4 separate regions of the Mus musculus genome follow, and all the other regions are linked to region 2. A link is a loop called in an ENCODE intact Hi-C map of the cell type or tissue named here. Cell type or tissue: left cerebral cortex. All regions are shown on one strand. Region 1 has its middle 13 kb from the start of Gm38686. Region 2 has its middle 25 kb from the start of Gm24208. Region 3 has its middle 49 kb from the start of Gm35298. Region 4 holds the start of Gm34696 (a long non-coding RNA gene).

Region 1 (5,000 bases), 66 kb before region 2:
GGGCGGCAATGCTACTACAAATAGAAACTGAAGACTGAGGCTGTCAGCTTCACAGCTTGTCTGACCTCGCACAATGGTTATTTTGTAAAACTTATACAATAAAGAGAAAGAAAAGGCTTGGGAGAAGGCTCAGCCACTTAAGTACTTATCTTTCCAGCAAGAAATTCTCCAGAATCCATATTATAAAAAAAGAAGGGAGGGAAGGAGGGAGGGAGGGAGGGAGGAAGGAAGGAAAAGGAAGGGAGGGAGGGGAGGGAGGGAGGGAGGGAGGGAGGGAGGGAGGAGAGAGGGGCCTGTTCCAATCTCTGGTTGCAACCCACTTTTCTCCATCCTTCCATGACCCTCTTGTCCCCTGATCTCACGCAACCATAGTCCAGGAAGTGTCATTCTCACCCTATTTGGAATCAGTGAGTAAGGAAACAGATGCTTGGCAAGTACCTGGGAAGAAAGCAAGGAGAGCACTGTGTCCTGGGAGCAACCACCTAATAAGTTGCTTTAAAATTTTCTTTTTTTCTTCCTGGGCTCCCTGGGCTTGGGTATCAGGAAGATTTAGTAGAAGAAATAAGTGTACACTAGAGCTAACTATTTGACAAGATGGGCCACATCTCATTATAGACATGCTGGAGAAAGGCACACAGCTGCATCAATTTTTTTTTTGATGAATCAAAGGAAGCCAGACAGGGCCTTTCCTGGGCTCGGCATCTACAAGAATTTTGATACTTGGACAAAGAACTGTTAGATGGTCCAATATGAGTGTGATGCACATTGAACCCAACATTTTGTGACCACGAAGTCAGAGTCCACAGCCCTTTGAAAAGGATGGGAGGAAGCCTCGCCTGAGAAAATTCCACAGCAGCTGTGTACGAGAGCATCTGCCCACCCATCCAGTCTGAGAGACAGGGGGAAGCAGTGCAGGGAGGAATAGAAACTTTTCATCTGTTTGAGTCCCATGTAGGTCAGTAGGAACAACATGACTGCCAGCTAAATGCCGTGTTGGTTAAGTTTTTAGACACGGGATAAAGGATGACCGGGTCCTTACCCATGCTGCCTTGTCAGGTCATCTTTGTGATCATCGTCCCCAAGGATAAATGAACAGCAAACTGGAGCTCATTCTGAAGCCATGTTCCAACTCACACACAAGCACAGACCGTTCCCATCAGAGCGGGGGTGGGGGGTGGGGGGCATGCTTGTGTATGTGCTGGGTTGCATAGTGACAAACACTAGATGGGGTCAGTCTTGTGTAAAGGGGGATGCAAGCAGTATGAGCCATCCTCTGTGGAATGTAATGTCATCACAGATGACAAGTTCCCATCGTGGGAGGCCTTCAAGTATAAGCAGAACTTACCAGAGCAGGGTGGTTCCTTTAGCATGCAAGGAAGGCTTAATAGATCATTTCACAATAGCTTATATAGACTTCGAACCTGACACATAGTAGGTATGCAGAAATAGTTTTAAATATACTTACAAATGATTGAGCTACTTGGTGAGTTGGCGACTGAGTTGACCAGGAAGCCAAACCTCCTCTGGTGCCTGGAGGGCTTTCGTTTGCCTCTTCACCTCTGTGGCTACCATGAAGATCAAATTAAAGGAAACTTTATGTTGTGAAGTTTTGATGAATGGATACAGCTGTACTTTGAAAGAAAAACAGACAGCGCCGCAAAGAACCCAGATTGTCTCATTCCCAGCCCTACATGCAAGTCTTAGGATGGCTATCATTCTGTTCATAACAGTTCTGACAAGAAAGGGACCCCCAAAGAATTTGGCTCTAACCCTTTCAAGGAAAAGACATGGAAGTCTTCAAAGGCAGATAAAGTAATTTATATTTATACGGAGTCAGAAAATTCTCTCTCTCTCTTTTTTTCTCTCCCTAGTTCCCACAATTTAGATTGTTAAAAGAACCATATTACAAAACAAAACACTCTAAATAAAGAGAGGAAATCAATCTTAGTTCAGACCTTGTTTAAAGAAATCATTTCAAATCCCACACAAGAAAAACATACACAGACCCTGATAAATGCCTGGGAAGCCAGTGTGCCTGGGAAGAGCGTGGAGCCAGAGGGACAGGGCAGAAACACAAGAGTGCTGAGCAGAAACTTGCAACCGCCTTCTGATGCCTTTGGTAGTAGCAGGGCAACCTGGCAGGAGAGCTCAGGTTTTGTCCAGACTAGACAGGCATCCAGGCTCAGTGAGGTTGACAGAGGAGACAAAGCTCTGAAGCTTCCTGGAGTTGGTAACAGGACCCAGAATCAGGAGGTCAAAGGATATGGATTAGAAGCCTTTAGGGAGCCTTGGAAATTTTCTGGAAAAAGAAAAAAGTTAGTGGTGGGAACAATTATAGAGAGACCTGAGGTCATGTTCTTGTTCCCACCTGCGTGAGACCTTGGTCTGTCTGTCTACCTGTCACACAGTTGAGGATCTCAGCCTCTGTGGGGAGAAACATATCCAAGCTTCTGTGTGAGTGAGCGCTCCTGCCAAGAGCCACTGAGACTCTGGATAAGTTAAACCAAAGGGATTTGGGTAGAGGATGCCAGGAGTTTGCATAAGGACAGCAGCTGAGGAAGAAGTAGAGGATTTCTCAGGATCAGGCACAAGCAGGACACGCAGCAGCCTGGTCCTGCCTGGCCTGTCCAACATTGCCAAGCAGGAACTGCAGCCCACCCTTGTGCTTCCCGCTGTGTTGTGACAACAGGGAAGGCCAGCTGATGTTCGTCTATTGGTCTTGGTGTGGATTTCCAACAAGAGCACACACTCGGCAAATCATTTTTCTCTCACAAAAGATAGGAGAGAAAGGAAGGGCTGTTAAATATGGACAGTGATAAAATAACCATCAGATGCTGTCCCGTTAAAGAAGCCAGAGATAATCCATTCGGTCCCTCAGTTCGATATTTTGTTAATCAAATGAACCAACAAGAAAGATAGATGTCCAATAGAAACAACAATTTAGGCTGGATATGGTGGCACCTGCCTTAATCCTCCATTTTGCAGGCAGAGGTGGATGGATTTCTGTAAATTTAAGGGCAACCTGGTCTACAAGATGAGTTACAGGATATCTAGAGCTGTACATAGTGAGACCCCCATCTCTATATAAATAAATAGTAAACTTCTCTCTTTTAGGCTATTGTATTATGGAGTAATTTGTGAAAGCGTGTAATTATATTATTTATTTATTTTTAGTTAGTTAATTGGGGTTTTTTGTCTTTTTTTTTTCTTTTCCTTTTTTATTTTTGGCATAATTTTGCTGCATAGCTCGAGCTGGCCTTGAAGCCATTTTCTCCTGCCTTTGCCTTCTGAGTATGTGAGTATTGTGAGTATGTACACCACCAAGCATAACTGAAAGGCTAATAATTGATTTTCTATTAGACATCTTGGTGTGGTATGTGTGTACTGTGCACAGAAGAGGGACTCAATCAAGTGGGGTGTGTGTGTGTGTGTGTGTGTGTGTGTGTGTATGCAGGGCATGCATGCCATGGTACATGTATGGGAGTCAAAGAACAACCTGGGGTGTCTGTACTCACTTTTCATCTTGTTTGGCGCAGGGACACTATTTTTTGTTCACTACTACATATGGCAGGCTAGCTGGTGTGAGCTTTCAGGGGGCTCTCTTGTCTCTGCCTCCAGCCTCCCAACAGGAACATGGAGGTTACACACACATGCTACTACATGCAGCTTCATGTGGGTTTGGGAGATTAGAATGCAGAGACTCACACTTATACATCAAGTACTTTGCCACTGAGCCATGCCCCCAGCCCCTCCACTGGCAGTTCTTAAACAGAAAACCAAAGAATGTCGCCTTTTACATCTGTGCATCTGGCAAGAATTTGAAAGCTCTGATAACATCAAGTGTTGGTGAAGATGTGGAGCGAGGAGAACTCAATTAGATTGCTGCAAATGCACACAACCACTTTGGAGGACAAGTTGCCAATATCTAACAATGTTGAAAATGGATCTACTCTATGAACCAGATGTCGCATTCCCGAAATACATGTATATATTTAGAGGTCTAGTGAATACACCGAAGCCCACGCACAGGCATGGGTGACTCACAGACAGCTTAGAGCCTCTGTGTATCCTTGCAGGATCTTTCTGCAAAGGCATCCAGTTGCACAAATAGTCACAGATAAGCAGGGATGTTTATTTTCTAGGGTTTTTTTTTTTTTTGAGTGGGGTGGACAAAATGGAATGCATCTGTCCTTTAGATTTTCCATGACTTTAGAAAAATGTTCTAACTCTCACTAACAGACTGGGACATTATTGTAGTTACAGTGTGCACGTGGTCAAGAGTATCGCACAGGTTTGCATTCACATGTGTGTGGTGGCCAGAAGGAAATCTTGGATGTCATGCCTCAAGAGCTATTCACTTTTAGAAGCATTTTTGTAGATTATTTTATGTGAGGGTTTTGCCTGAATGTACATCTGTTGTACCACATGTGTGTGATGACCATGGAAGTAAGAAAGGGGCATAGGATCTCTTGGAAGAAGAGTTACAAATAGTTGTGAACTTCCACGTGGATACTGGGACCCAAACCCAGGTCCCCTGTGCAGCAACCAGTATTTTTAACTGCTGAGCCATCTCTCCAACGATCCCATTTGTGATTGAGACAGTCTCACTACGCAGCCTTTGCTTGCCTGGAGCTTGCTACATAGATGAGGCTGGCCTCAAAGTCACAGAGATCTGCCTGCACTTGCTTCTGCCTTTGTCCCTGAAGTGCTGGGATTACAGACACACAAATGGCTTAGTCCTGTTTTAGGGGGGCACACAGAACCTTTTTCTGGGACCTGGAGTATACCAATAAGGTTAGGCTGGGTGACCACTACACTACAAGGATCCTCCCACTTCTCCCTCCCTTGCCCTGAAATTGCAAGCATGCACTCCTGCCTTTTTACACACATTCTGGAGATTGAACTCAGGTCCCCAAGCATGTGTGGCAAGCAATTTACAAAATAATAATGATAATAATAATAATAATAATAATAATTAATAATAATAATAATAAATCTCC
Region 2 (5,000 bases):
GACAGAAGACAAACACACATACACAGAGCCGAATGGACGGATGGACAGACAGAAAGAGAGAGACAGAGACAGAGAAACATCGATATGTAGGAAATATTTAGGTCATTTTGTTTCACTGGAGAAGCTGAGGCCTTAGTCAAGCTAACTCCAAATCACTGGGCCCTGTGGGTTAAGGTTACCACCCCTCCACTCCCACTCCAACCCCACTCCGCTTACACAAAGACCTAGAGTCACCCTTCCCTGAAGTATGGTTTTACTCATGGGGGGAGAGGTCGCAGTACTTGCCTTCCCACTTCTCTCCATTGCTGAGCCCTGGGATGTCCCCTGGGAGGAGCAACCACTCCTGGGTGGCCATTCTGTAAGAATGTAGTGGGGGGAAAAAAGTGCCAAAGCCCAGGGGATGCTGTGTGCTGGCCCAGCAACCCATGCTCAAGGCTCATTTCCATAACAGCTTTGCTGAGTGGTAAAGCACATGCCCTGTGTGTCACCCTGACCTGGTGACAACTCAATGTCTTTTAATAAATTCACAGTAAGCTGTAGCCATCCCTGCTGCTGTTAGAGAGTACCTATTCTGATGGCTCTTTGGGAGTTTGCGTGAAACTTTCATTTCATTTTTACTTTTTTTTAACTTCATTTCGGTTATATATATATATGTGTGTATGTGCATATATATATATATATATACATATATATATATATATATATATATATAATGCTATTGTGGATAATGCTCTTTAGGATCACCGGTGTATAAATGTCTGAGTTCCTGTTTTCAATATGCTTGGTTGGTCATAGGCCTAGACATGGAAATGCTGAACATGTGAATATGTTGTGGCGTTTAGAAAGTACTGACAAGACAAGCAAACCAGCAGTGACTGAGTGAATAGGAGATGAACAGGATTTTGACCACACAGGGCCTTGACTATTACATGCAACTGGGATATGGATGGCCACTAGAGCAAGGGGGTGCCTCTTATCTCACTGCATATTGTAATAAGGACAGTCACAACTGCATGAAGGCTGAAGCACAGGAGACAGAAGTAGTGAAGGTTTGAGATCTCCCCATCAGCACCCACCATGGCCCCACTGACAAGTGCTGAGGGAGAGAGATGGCTTAGGAATTAAGAACCCTGGCTGATTTCCTGAGGATCCAAGTTAAGTTGCCGGCACCCACATGGAGACTCACAACAGTCTCTAACTCTAGTTCCAGGAGATCTGATGCTCTCTTTTGGCCTCTGCAAGAACTGCATGCATGCATATGGCACACAGGCAAAAATACATATTGTCTTAGGATTATTATTGCTGCGATGACACACCATGACCTGAAGCACCTTGGAAGGGGGAGGGCTTATTTGGCTTACACTTCCACATCACATTCCATCACTGAAGGGAGTCAGCACAGGAACACAGACAAGGGTGGAACCTGTAGGCCTTAGCTGATGCTCCAGGGGGCCCTGGAGGAGTGGGGCTTCCTGCCTTGCTTTGCATGGCGAACTCAGGCTGCTTTCTTATAGCACCTGTCTAGGGATGGTCCCACCCACAACGGGATGCCACCCCAACCCCATCAACCACTAAGAAAATGCCCTGCAGTCTGAGCATTTTCTCAGTTGATGGTCTTTCTTCTCCAGTGACTCTAGCTTGTGTCAAGCTGACATGAAATTAGCCAGTACAAAGGACCCCATTTCAAGATGGCACACAAACACATTACTATTAAGCCACAACCCCAAGATCTCACAATAAAGACATAAGTAATTTTAAAAATCTCACAGTCTTCACGAATTCAAACAAATTGTAAAATTCAGTCTCTTTAAAAATCCAAAATCCTTAAAAGTTCAAAATCTCTCAACTGTGGGCTCCTGTAAAAAATAAAAAGTAAAATTAAATTAAATATTTTCTTACTTCAAGAGAGAAGAACCAGGGCACAATAACAATCTGAACAAAGCAAAACTCAACTCTAATGTAAATAATGTGTAAATAATTGTTGTCCAATGTCTGGGATTTGCTCTCCAAAGGGCTAGGGTCACCTCTCTGGCTCTGCTCTCTGCAGCACACATAGTGTGTCTTCTAGGCTCCAGATGGCTTCAGGCCACTGTTCTGAACACTGCTGCTGTTCTTGGTGGACATCCCATGTTACTCACATCTTCAAAATACTGGAGTCTTCTGCTACAGCTGGGCTGCTCTTTCATCAATATCTTCTTCTGAGCTCTCTTCAGGTTCTCTGGCCCTGTCACACATTGCCAAGCCTCAACTCTTCTCCATGACCCCTTCATGCCTTCAAAATCCATACTACCTGGGTGATTCTTACACTACCAAGTTCAACCACCAGCAGGAAGTATAACCTTGGTCACTTCTGGAACACAGCTTCTTTGGGCTGACTCCTAGGAAACACTTCCTAGAAAGTTTCACCTAATGACTCTGGTCTCTTCCTAATCACAGCTGACTCTTTAGCTCCAGCTACTAGCATCCATTATCCCAGCAAGACAAAGGTTTCACTTTAGTCGTTCTTGTCTCTTGCTAAGCACAGCTTATTCTTCAGCTCCAGCTAACCAGAGTCACAGATTCTTCGTATAAATAGCCTGGTGGAGTTTTTGCTTCCCTCTGAAACTTCACAATGCAGGCCCTCATCATCTGCGCTGCTCTCAAAATTATCTTCCAAGCTCCTACAGAACATCCCACAGAGCTCTCAACATTTAATAGTTTTTCTAGCTCAAAGTTCCAAAGTTCTTCCACAATCCTCCCCAGAACAATATGATCAGGTCTGTTGCTATAATACACCACTATTATCCTGGTACCAATTTCTGCCCTAGTTAGGGTCACTGTTGCTGTGATCAATCACCATGACCAAAAGTAATCTGTGGAGGAAAAGGTTTATTTGGCTTACACTTTCATATCGCTGTTCATCACCAAAGAAAGTCAGGACAGGAACTCATACAAGACAGGAACCTGATGCAGAGACCATGGAGGGGTGCTGCTTACTGACTTACTCCTCTGCTTCTCTATAGAACCTAGGACCCCCTCCCAGGGATGGCCCACCCACAGTGGGCTAGAGTTTCCCCCATCAATCACTAATTAAGAAAATGTCCTACAGCCTAATATTATGGAGCTATTTTCTCAACGGATGCTCTCTTTTCTCCAGTGATTCTAGTTTATGTCAAGTTGACGTAAAACTAACCAGTGGATATAACATTTTAAGATAAGTAAATAAAAAACAGACTACAGAAGATAACTTGGGAGTCTTGAGCCCTAAGTAGGACATTTATCACACACACACACACACACACACACACACACACACACACACACACACACACACAAATGCACACCGCTTGGGAAACATAGAAGAGGGGACACAAAGATCCTAAGAGATAGATATCTTCTGAGTATGGCATGGCCATTGCATTGATGAGCTTGCTCATATGAAACAAGATCAAGTCCTTCTAGCAGGGATGGAAAAAAAGACATGCTAATCCCCACCCCTACCTGCAGAGCTTTGGCAGTTAGAAGCTAGTGGTATCAAGAGACTTACATTTCTTCAGGAAGTGGCCTGTGTGCCCGAGGATGGTCTGACACCTGTGCACCCACAGACAGCGCTGACTGGACTCGGTGACTTATGAAAAAATGGACATGAAAATGGGACAAGGGTGTAGTGAGGGGGAGTGTGGACTTGATGTGATCAAAATACATTGTATCCATGTGTGAAATTATCAGAGAATTAATAAAAAGAATGAACTCAGAAGGGTGAAAGGTCATTACTGAAAGTTTCGAGTGCTCAGCGACAGCCATTGTTCTTAACAAGCTTTATTCTCCGGTCTCCTTTGTAACTCACGGAGGTTACAAAAGCCATGATAAACTCGTGATTTCCAACTCTGCAGCCCGCTGGGCAGCAGCCAGCACAGATCAAGGCAAGAATCATTATTTATTCATTTTAAAGTGATGTATTGAGAGTCTATGTCATGCCAGGAGTTAGTTACCTCTGGTTGCCCTGGCAGTAACTTCAGTTGAACCCAAGCAGGACCTGCAAGCACCAAGCCAAGAAGCTAAGTAGCATCCAGGGCAGGACGCTGCCAGGCAGCAGTGGTTAGCAAAAGAACACAAACTTTGCAGCTAGAGAAATCGGTGCTCAGAGCATAGCTTGTCAATCACAACTATGTGTAGCTACCTTATCCTATAATTTTACTGTTATCAGGGTCCTGACAGCAATTCCTTCTACACCTTATTCATTGTCTTCAAACCCCTTGCCTTCCAATCACTGCTCTTAAGTCCCACTGTGAACGAGACTCAGTTTCCAACAGGGACTCCAGTTCTAAGGAGGTTGTAAGCACACAATCCAGTCTCACCAATCATTACTAAATCCCCTATCTAAGTGTCACCATGGGACCTAAACTCTAACTGTCACAATTGTTGTACTCTATTGTGGTTCTTGTTCAAAACCACCTCTATTTCTGCTGGACCCAGGGGCCACAAGCCTGGGACTGACCAGCATAAAAATGTCAATAAAGCCACCCAGAGGATAGCAGAGGCTAGGAACTCAGAGAAACTACATCCCATTGCCATCTCACACATTCCTTGGATAGATTCCTTCTAAGGCCACTCTCGTTGGTGTTCCCTCAGATGTGAGCTCACCCCTTCTCTTTTGTGGTTAAGCCAGCTTAACTGCTGCTCATCGCTCCTCCGAACCCCTGGGGTGGGCTCCTCTGAGACAGCAGCTGCCCTGAGTCTCTGCTCCTCCTGCCATCCTCACACTTGTCATTCTCTCGTGTACCCTCTCGCTCCTGTACACCTCCCACACTGGGAGGAAGGCACTGCTCATTTCTGTGGCAGAGGTCAGCGTCAGCATCTTCCTCCATCTCTCGTTCTTCATCTGATTTTTTGAGATGGAGTCTCCCACAGAACCTGGGGCTCTCGGATTCTGCTGCCTTGTCTGGGAGAGAATGACAGGGATCCTCCTGTTTCTGCCTCCCCCAGTGTTGGCCTTACAGGACTGTAATGCCTGCTTCCAA
Region 3 (5,000 bases), 150 kb before region 2:
AAACACATACAACTACAAAACACAACTACAAAACCAAACACACACACACACAAACAGAGCAATGTTCCATCGGTTTCAAATTTCCACATGTTCATCATGGTCCCTGAACCAGTAGGTAGTTCTTTCTTGCTATTTAACTAAATATGCATTAGAGAGACAGTGTGTGGATATGTGTGTGGGGGGGGGCAGAGAGAGCGTTTGTGTGAGTTTGTGTGTGTGTGTGTGTGGGATTATGTATGTGCATGTGTGTAAGTGTATGTAAGAGTGTGTGAGAGTGTGTGCATGTGAGAGAGTGAGTGTAAGCTTGTGAGTAGGCATCCATGTGTGAGTGTGTATGAGTATGTGAAAGTCTGTGAGAGTGTGCATGTGTGAGTGTCTGTGCATGTGTGTGTGTGTGTATTCATAGGTGTGAAAGAGAGTGTGTGTGAAAGTCTGTGAGTGTGTCTGTGCATGTGTAAGTGTGTGTGCATATGTGTGTAAGTCTACAAGTGTGTATCCGTGTGTGTATGAGTGTGTGTATGTGTGAGTGTGTGCATATGTGTGATTGTGTGTGTGTGTGTTTGTGTGAGTGCAGGCCTGCAAGGGCCAGAAGTGGCTATTGGAACCCCAAACCTGGGTGCTCAGAACTAAACTCAGGTCCTCTGTATGAGCAGTTAAGCGCAGTTAAGTGCTAGGCTACCTCTTCAGCCCCAGTCCAACTCAGTATTCAAAACAAAAGAAAACAAAACAACAACAACCAAGCAAACAAATAACCCCCACTCCTCCCTCAAAAGACCTTGAGATTGTCAAACAACGAAAAAGGAAGGAAAGAAAAGAATTAGGTCAGGTTACTATGGAGACAGCTGCATAACGTTGTATACTGTGGCACCAGTCACAATCGCCACACTGTAGAATCCACCGAGGTGCCCATCAGATGATGAATGGGTAAAGAAAATGCAGAATAGCCATTATGGAGTTTTACTTATAAAGAACTGAGTTACTCATTACAAGGAAAATGGGTAGACTCAGAGAGCGTCGTGTTGGGGCTAATAATGGGATTCAGAAAGACAAATAGCAACAAGCTCCCAGTTGTATCTTCCTGGAAGTGTTCTTGGGTGTGCACCCCTCCTCCTGGAAATCATCTTCAAAGAGGAGAACATCACTCAGCATGTTTAACTTCTCCTTCTGGTTACAATTTTAAGTAGCCAGTGTCTGTCAACATTTATTCATTCAACCAACACAGAGCCCCAGCTGGGAGGCAGATACGATCATCAGCTTCAAGAATATGCAGACTAATCATGTAGAGCCCTCTCTCTCTCTCTCTCTGCGAGTTCCCAGTCTAGTGGAAGAGACAGACAGACACACACTCACAAGGTAGAATCCGAAGTTTAAAGAGGAAGTCACTTAGGTTAGCACTGGCGGCTGTATTGCTTTCTTTCACACAGTGGAGGTGGGAAGAGCATGTATGGAAAGGCCCAGCGGGCATGTGCTGGGAGTGGGGACAGTTTCTGTCAGAGGTTCAGGGAGTGCTTCCCCCAGCAGGAGCAGAAATGGGCAGTATTCAAGGCAGACCAGCGGAACCAGCACACGAGCTGGTTTAAATTAAAGCACATGTGCTCAGGCAATCCCCTCCAGGCTAAGCAATGGGGGTCTTTTCTAGGTCGGCAATACATAATATTCAAAGAAAACCCAGAGGAAAAAAATCTCCTCTCATCTGGTTTCTGACCCCCCCCCCCCCTTACAGCCAGGTACTTTAAGAGTAAGGAAACCATGTTTGGGAAGTACTTGTATCTCCGTTTTCCATCCTTCACTGGGGTCAGATTGTGGCTGAGAGCCACAAGCCTTAAGGGCATATGCTCAGGTTAGACCTATAGTGTCTCACTGGAGAAGCCAAGTAGCAGGAACGACAAGTGTGTGTCTGCACTGGGTGACAGGCTCAGCTCAATGGGAGCAGGTGGTTGGAAAGTGAGGGAACAGCTGCATTGCGTGACAGAAACTGCTGACCATATGAACCAGATATCCAGAGACAGAAGCCAATGAGGCTTGGTGGTCACCTGCTCCTGCCTGCCTTAGACTGGATTTCTATGTACAGCCTATTCAGAGGCAGCTTCACCCTCATAGCTATTGGTGTCTCTCCAGCAGTGCAGGGACTCTGAGAAGCTCTCCCCCATCCAATTCTCTGAAACCTGGCTCATGAAATCTCCTGACCCCAGGCCCTCCTACTTCTTAGTCTCAGAATCTTCATCCCTCACTTTAGAAGGAACAGAAGGGGTAAATGACTTGCCCAAGTATCTCAGAAAACTCATGGCATATCTCTTCCTCGTGGGGGTCCAGTTCTTCCCCCTTCACTATGTCAAATCTGTTTACAAAGGAGAAAAACCAAGGGAGTATGTTTCTTCCAACTTGGTTTTGAGTTGCGGAGGTTTTCCTGGAGAGACATAAGGCACGTGGGAGGCTAGAGGAGGGTCTGCTTCTCCGGGGGAGACCGGAGGTGTCAGGGAGATGTGACATGAGGAAATACATTTGCACAGAATGAAGATGGAGCTGGAGGAGGAGCAATTTCCAAACCTTCCAGCAATTGGGGGGGTGGGGGAGGCACCTCAGGAAATAAAAAATGACCCTTTTAGGAACATTCTTTCAGAGAGTGCACAAGAAGCCCACACAACCATTACATAAAGCAAATAGTCTGGGTACCTGATACTCTACACAATTGATGGCATATCAACACAACCACTCGGGCGTCTGGGAACAGATCCTGAAAACGAATTTTAACACTTGCCGCGTAACGAACAACGAAAAAACAGTGGGGCAAGACTTCCTCTCCAGAAGGAATTTATTTCGTGGCCTCAGAAAAGGGTCAGTATAGATAACAGCTCCCCCAGAAGAGGAAAGGGCTTGTTCTGTTCATGTCTGCCCTTGTCCACTGTCCAGGACAAGTTGGGGCACATTTGATGTCCAGCTGCCAAGCGTTCCCACCCTGGATGCTTGGACCACTCTTACCAGAGGATGTGCAGACTGCAACCCAGAACCTGTGCAGGGAAGGTGGGGTGGGCTGTAGAAGAGATGCTTACTGGAGAAAGTGGCAGCCTGAGTGAGTCCCAAGCTGTAGTGTCCTCACTGTGTCCCTCTGAGCTGTGGTGTCCTCCTTCACATAAGCTGGAATCAGGCTTAGTAACCAGTCATGGCCATGGAATACGTAGCACATGGTTAGGGCTTAAATAGAAGTAGCATATAATTTTTCTGTGCAGACCCCTTCCTGAAAGAGCTCCAGGCACCAGGAAAGAGACAATTAGAATGCAGTGTGTTAAGTGCTCTGTGGGAGAATCTTGAAATAGAAGCAGAGCTGCAGAGAGAAGCGAGTGATTAGTTATCTCTGGAAGGGAGGGAGTGCTGCTTCATCTTACCGAGGTGTCAGTGCTCAGGTGAGACTAGAAAGGATGGATGTGAGGGAGGAGGAAGGTGCTCTGAGCAGGGCTGGTTTGTAGAGCAGCTCAGTGAGGAAAGCTGTTGTGAAGCCAGCAGACCTGGTGCACAAGGGTGAGCTGGACCCATCTCGTAAACAGAAAGAAGAGCCGAGGCCTGCCTTACCATTGTCCAGAGCGACCACCACATCTGTGTACTGCCTCTCAATAAGTTCTGCTGGAGCTCCAGAGCTGCAAAGCCAACGAGGGCACTCCTGTGGGAGGAGGCATCCTGCCTACCATGGCCATCCAGTCTGAAGGGTCACTCTGGCCTTGCAGCTCCTGGAAACTAGCTCCAGTTGCCCAGGTACACCAAGTGGCAAGGAAAACAGAAACTTTGTAGGCTGCAAGCACTGGGGATGGTGAGTGCTGGTGACAGGAAAGCATTTGAGGCCAGTGAAGCAGGGACTATGGGGACCTGGAAACCCAGACATGGGGTTCTAAAAGGGACCCCTCAAGGGAAACGGGGAAGCATCTTAGTGAGGATCTAGAAGAAGAGGCTTGGAAGAGTGTGTGAAAGAGAAGGAGGACAAGGGGATGAGAAGGAAGGAGGAGGGGATCTTCAAGTCGCAGGCAGTGTTCTTTGAGTTGTATATTTCTGATCCCAGGAGAGCATCACCATAGTTAGCTATATCATGCTCCCTGTGCTCAGATGAGGGCATCTGTGCAGAACACAGCCTGTGTTGCTGGGACAGAGCACCCGACAAAAGCATCTTAGGAAGGGTTTATTTCAGTGCACAGTTCAGGAGTACAGCCCACCACAGTAGGGAATATCATGGTGGCAGAAGCACGAGGTAACCGGTCACCTGCAATCCGATGGACAGAGAGGACTGCTGGCGCTTAGCTTGTTTTGTCCTTTCTGGTCAGTGTAGGACCTCAGTCCATGGGATGGTGCCACCCCCAGTTAAGGGGCTCCCCACCTCAATTAACCCAACCTTGAAAGCCCCTCATAGACTTGCTGGAGCTTGTCTGTCTGGTGACTGTAGATTCTGTGAGGTTGATGCTCAGGGTTAACCGTCACACCTCCCACACTCCACCCTTTTGATGCTGTAACCGTACCGTGGGCTGCTATGAAAGCTTCACCCTGTGGAAGAGGCACCACTTTCCTCAGGTTTCTTGTCATTTACACCCCAGAAATCTGTTGTTAAAAACAAACAAACAAACAAACAAACAAACACCCACAGCTAAATCCTCGCCATCCCAGACTGCCGTATTAGTAACAGATAAAGTTGGACTTGGTACTTAGCTGTACTGAGCATTTACACAGTCTCCTCTGTACACATCTCCTAAAAGCAAACTTGAGCAAGTCCATTTCACTCCTAGAGATGCTGAGGCTCCAAACAGACGGTGGAGCTGTCTTTGGGGGTCAGGGGGGCAGCTGTCAGCAGGGGTAGAGATTGGAACCAGATCGGGACCTCACCCTGCATGTCTCTTTCCATGAGCCTCTGCTTTTCTGGGCAGACTGAGAAACTGTGCCTGTGTTCAGCGTGCCACTCACGCTCTGATTTGTCACGCTGGGTTGAAGTCTTTAGCTTTCTCCTTGGAAAGAGCCTGCTTTCA
Region 4 (5,000 bases), 500 kb before region 2:
TAAGGCTGCAATGGTGAAGAGACCCAATTACCTGCTCCCAGGAGCTAACAAGTCAAGAGGAACAGACATTTACAAGGCCCATTTAGAAGTTCATAGTCACCAACTGCCTTGTAAGGGCCAAGCCAAAAGTCATATTCTCTCTCCCCTTCATAAAGAAGCTCAGTGGGAAACATGTGAAAACTGATGGTGTGACCCCAGATTAACATGATGGATGCTTAGATTAGCTCAGTGGCAGCACACTTACCTGGTATGCCTGAGTACCAGGCGTGACCCCCAACACTGCAAAATCATCATCATCATCATCACCACCACCATCATCATCATCACCATCACCATCATCGTCATCATCATCATCATCATCTAAAAACTATAAAAGTTAAAAAACAAACAAACAAACAAACCTATAAAAGTAGCTAAGTAACCTGGTCATGGAAGTTTTCATCCTTCCCTCCTACAGCCAAAAGAACTATGAAAAGCTCCTACCGCATGCATAGCAGTTCAGAGTCTATTGATTGATAGGTCTTCAGCACCTATTTGGAGTCTGTCAGCAGTCTCCCAAAGTTCACAAAGGAGGACTTGTTATCTCTTCTCATCTCTTTTTTTCCGAGCCACGATTCCTCTCTGTAGCTCAAGCTGATCTGTAACTCATGATACTCTGGCTTGGCCCCCTCAGGAGGGGATTGCAGGTATATGTCCACGCTTGGTGGTGTCAGCCCCTTCTTACAAAGCAAGAACATGAGGCTTAGGTGGGGAAAAGGCAGGTTAGAGAGGAGCCAGGCTGGTGCTCTAAGGTCAGGCTTTTTGCATATACTATATTTCACAATGATTTTTTTTATTGTTGTTGTTTTAGTTTTTGAGACAGTCTCATCAGATAGTTCTGGCTGTCCTAGAACTTGCTCTGTAGACCAGGCTGGCCCCAAACTCATATAAATCAGTCTACTTCTGCCTCCCAAGTGTTGAGATTAAAGGCACATGCTACCACGCCCAGCTCAGAAACTGCTTTCAAAGCATGTAAAGAAAGTTGTTGCTTGACAGGTAGATAATAAATACTAGGAGAGAAGTTTATTATTTGCAACATATCATCAAACAGTTAAAAAGAATGTATACAAACACACACACACACACACACGGGTGGTGGCAAACACAGAAAGCTAAGATATCAATTGATGCCACTAGATAAAGAATACACTGGGTTCATTGTATGATTCTTACATAGTGTGAAAATTTTCAGACTGAAATGTGGAAGAAGTCCCCATTTGAATCACAAACCATGAGGCCACCCTTCCCAGGCTCCCTGCTCTTTCTGGGGCTTCTGTGCTTGCACATACACTCCTCTCATTGCCTGGCACACCCCCAATGTCTTATCTAACCATGGGTACTGCTACAGTCATATCTCTTCTGCAATCCCTGTGGACCCAAGGCATGCCCTCATAAGCATAGTGCAGGCTGTCAATACAGACTCTCACTGAGTTACTCACCCCAGATGCACACTCTGAGAGCAGAGACCAGGTTTTCTCAACATTCCAGCAAATGAAGCCAGCAAACAATGAACAATGTCTCTGACAATGACTTCCAAAACCTTTTCCCTAGGTAACAGTGGACATTGTGTTTCTTTAAACCAACATCAAGCTTGGAGGGAGAAACTGAGCTAGGTGAAAGAGTTACATTGTCATAGGTTCAAATCCCATTCTGGTTAATGGATTTCTTTAGCTGGTGTCTGCACTTGCCCTCTCTATACCTCAGCTTTCCCCTCAACATGAATGGAGATAATACATTCTTGCAGATTAGGAGCTTAGACAGGACACATATAATGTACTTGACTTGGGGAGTGGGGATGTAGTGTGGTTGATAGGGTGCTTGCCCAGCATGCATGGAGGGCTGGGTTCAGTTCCCGTTCCCAGCACACAGATATAGAAACAGAAGGAGGAGTTAAAGGTTGTCCTCAGCTACATGGGAAATTTGATGCAATCTACCACCCTATCTAGGAAAATGAAAGGGATAAATGATGCATTTAACCCGGTACCCAGCATACAATGTGATGGAGCATCCTCATCCAAGGATGATGGGCATTATCCTCTCACCAAGTCACTGGACTCTCCCAGGAAGACTCATGTCGCCAAAAGGAACTAAAGACAGGGTAAGAACCATGCAGCCAGGTGTGTACACGTGTGTTTATGTGAGTGCCAATGTAAGTGTAGATATAGAAATGGGATGTAGATTTAGTTGATACAGGTGATGATATGGACTATGGATGTAGATATAGGTAGATGTATGAGCCATGATATGAGTCACCATATTTCTCTGACATGGCCAGCTGGATTGGTCAAACCACCCAGCCATCTGACAGGGAGCCTGTCTCACTGGCCCCTGACAGGATTATAAATCATTTATTTCATTATGAATTTGAGGAGCCGCTGTGTGTTTGAAGTGGGATTTGAAGCAAAAAGAAATGGGCAGATTAATGGAGCTTGAAGAAAGCTAAGTATCCCTCTTCGTTCCTGCCAGAGCGCGCAGTCAGCTGGCAGCTGAACAGCATTTGAAAAGCACGTCTCTCAATTAAACGCATTTCCTCGCGTGTGCTTCCTGCTGGCTCTCGCCTACATTAATTGCATCTGAATCCACCCACCAGTGTTCAGTGCTGCAAAGGGGTCTATGCTTATACAAGTCTCTCTCAGTGCAGAGATAAAGGCTTCAATGTCACCTGAACACATACCACCCAACACACTTCTGTCGCTTCTACTTGGAGTATCGCCATGCCATCCTCTACTGGTGAAATTTCTGCTCTGACCAATCTGTGAAGCTGGCATGCCTTGTTATGAGAATGCTCTGTTGCTCTCTCTCCTATCGTGAAGTCTCCGAGCACAGAATGCATCACTCCTGAAGACTGCAAATAGCCGCTGGTCAATAAACTTCTGTTGACCAACTAAGTGGGTAAATAATGTTTTATACTTAAAGAAGAATCTCAGAAGGGGGGCAAGAAACAACAATAAATGTGTTTTTCAAAGCTTTCCAAGCTCAAGAAAGAGAGGAAGTCATACCTAAAAAATAAAGAAATAAATGTATTTCCCTTTTCTGTATGTTTTGTCTGTGTGCATGTTTATGTACTGTGTTCATGCAATGCCTGCAGAGGCCCAAAGAGGTCACTGTAAGTCCTAGAACTGGAGTTACAAGTCATCAAGTTGGGTACTAGGAACTGAATCCAGGTCCTCTGCAAGAGTAACTGATGCTTGTACTCAGGGGCCATCTCTCCAGCCTAAGAAACATGTGTTCCTGGTCTTGTTTCCAAACTGCTTCCTCTTGACTTCCAAAGCCCATCCTTCCACCACTGAGCCACCCTGACATGGGTATCTTCCATTCTTCACACTTAATGGAATCTCAACTAAATTAGACTTCCGTGTCCTTAGGAGACATTTAGGACTTTTAGCCTTCTACCCCCAGCAAGACCTCACCTCTCATTCCTTCCAGCCTCCAACATATCAGGACAAAGGAGTCCTAGAGAACCCATGGAGAACTCAGACATGTCCCCAGGATAAAGAGGACCAGAAAAGAGTTCCATAAGATATGGCAGTAGATGGGCTCTGAGCATCAGTGTACTGATGCTCATACTAATATGCACATTCAACGGCCAGCCCAACACCAGGAGATGCAGTGTAGCCTGAGAACCTGCATTCTCACATGATGGGAAGTGGCCTAACTCATACCTGTTTCATGGCATGGTTATTATGAGTCCCTAATCATTCTCCCTCACAGTATCCTGGCTTGGATGTAATTACCTGATCAGTCTAATTGCAGGGACAATTGTCTGATTTGGTAAAGACAATTTTCTGGATAGCCAGTTTGCTCCAGAGACCAGAAGCTCTCTTCCTCGAAAATGATGGGATTACAGGTGGGCTGTCATGCCCGCTCAGCATTTATCTGAGTACTAGAGATCCAACTTCACATTTGTGTTTCAAAAGCTTTGTACAGTAAGCCATCTATCCAGCCTCAAGACAGGATTTTGCATCAATAAGAGCTGTTAGTTTGTTCAAGAAGCAAGACCACATTCATCTGTAGGGCCCAGCACTGAGCAAGACGTAAGGCCTAAACATGGAGAATATTCACATGTAGCAGCTGAATAAATGGCTCTCAACTCTCATACCTTCCGAGCTAGACTGGGTCAGGACAGAGGAGGCCCAGCGAGCCCATGGAGAATTCAGATATTCTCCCAGGACAGGCTCCAAGGGAAGGGAAGGGAAGGGAAGGGAAGGGAAGGGAAGGGAAGGGAAGGGAAGGGAAGGGAAGGGAAGGGAAGGGAAGGGAAGGGAAGGGAAGGGAAGGAAACATGGGCCTGTGATCCCAGTACTTCCTGGTAGAGGATCCCAGCACTTCCTGGTAGAGGATCCCAGCACTTCCTGGTAGAGGATCCCAGCACTTCCTGGTAGAGGATCCCAGCACTTCCTGGTAGAGGATCCCAGCACTTCCTGGTAGAGGATCCCAGCACTTCCTGGTAGAGGATCGGAAGAGGAAAAGCAGCCTCAGCTCCATGGTGAGTTTTAAGTCAGTGTCAGCATGGAAGAAAGAGAGGAAGAAGGAGAGTCAGGGAGAGAAAGACAGATTTAAAAAAAGAAAAGAAAAGAAATCAGACTTACTGGTATATGCCTGTGAATTCAGAGCCCAGAAGGCTGAAACAGGACCACCATTGGCTTGAGGCCAGCCTGGGCAACATAGCAACTTCCAGGTCACCTTTGACTACATAATGAGACCTCATAGCAAAGCAATACAGAAACAAAAAAACCACACAGAGAACAAAGAACAAGATTAAAGAGCAAACTACAGAGCAGTAGACAGCTCGAGTCAGCCAGCGAGATGAACAAATTAACCTGTAGCCTGTGTAAAGTTATAAAGAAATGGTCTCCGACTCGTTCTTCAGTTTCTCAATCAGCAAAGTATGTGGAAGAATGCATGGGTCAAAACAGAGTCGAGGCAACTTTGGAAAATGAATACACACAGAAGGCTGGCTA

The links. Peaks named below come from ENCODE experiments on the same cell type or tissue, not always from the same donor. Only the 100,000 strongest peaks of a DNase experiment are listed, where the experiment ranks them.
Region 1: a loop joins it to region 2, with 2.8 times the contacts of the local background. A loop is called at or near these places in 11 of 42 quality-filtered maps.
Region 3: a loop joins it to region 2, with 2.1 times the contacts of the local background. A loop is called at or near these places in 4 of 42 quality-filtered maps.
Region 4: a loop joins it to region 2, with 4 times the contacts of the local background. A loop is called at or near these places in 2 of 42 quality-filtered maps.

What each region holds. Positions count from the first base shown.
Region 1 is chr12:13,136,875-13,141,874 of GRCm38, forward strand. No RefSeq gene overlaps it. Among named protein-coding and RNA genes, the nearest start is that of Gm38686, 13 kb to the right of the region's middle. In left cerebral cortex, no CTCF peak of the experiment used is centred here; DNase peaks (open chromatin) are centred at 2,536, 3,990 and 4,366; H3K27ac peaks cover 212 bases.
Region 2 is chr12:13,203,348-13,208,347 of GRCm38, forward strand. No RefSeq gene overlaps it. Among named protein-coding and RNA genes, the nearest start is that of Gm24208, 25 kb to the left of the region's middle. In left cerebral cortex, CTCF peaks have their summits at 2,355 and 2,590; a DNase peak (open chromatin) is centred at 2,599; H3K27ac peaks cover 283 bases.
Region 3 is chr12:13,051,499-13,056,498 of GRCm38, forward strand. No RefSeq gene overlaps it. Among named protein-coding and RNA genes, the nearest start is that of Gm35298, 49 kb to the right of the region's middle. In left cerebral cortex, no CTCF peak of the experiment used is centred here; DNase peaks (open chromatin) are centred at 2,015, 2,441, 3,316 and 4,958; H3K27ac peaks cover 1,026 bases.
Region 4 is chr12:12,703,978-12,708,977 of GRCm38, forward strand. It overlaps Gm34696 (a long non-coding RNA gene), which reads right to left and starts at 884. Exons shown (of 6, transcript XR_872489.1): 1 at 484-884; 2 at 245-367. RefSeq lists an enhancer at 3,435-5,000. In left cerebral cortex, no CTCF peak of the experiment used is centred here; DNase peaks (open chromatin) are centred at 2,607 and 2,706.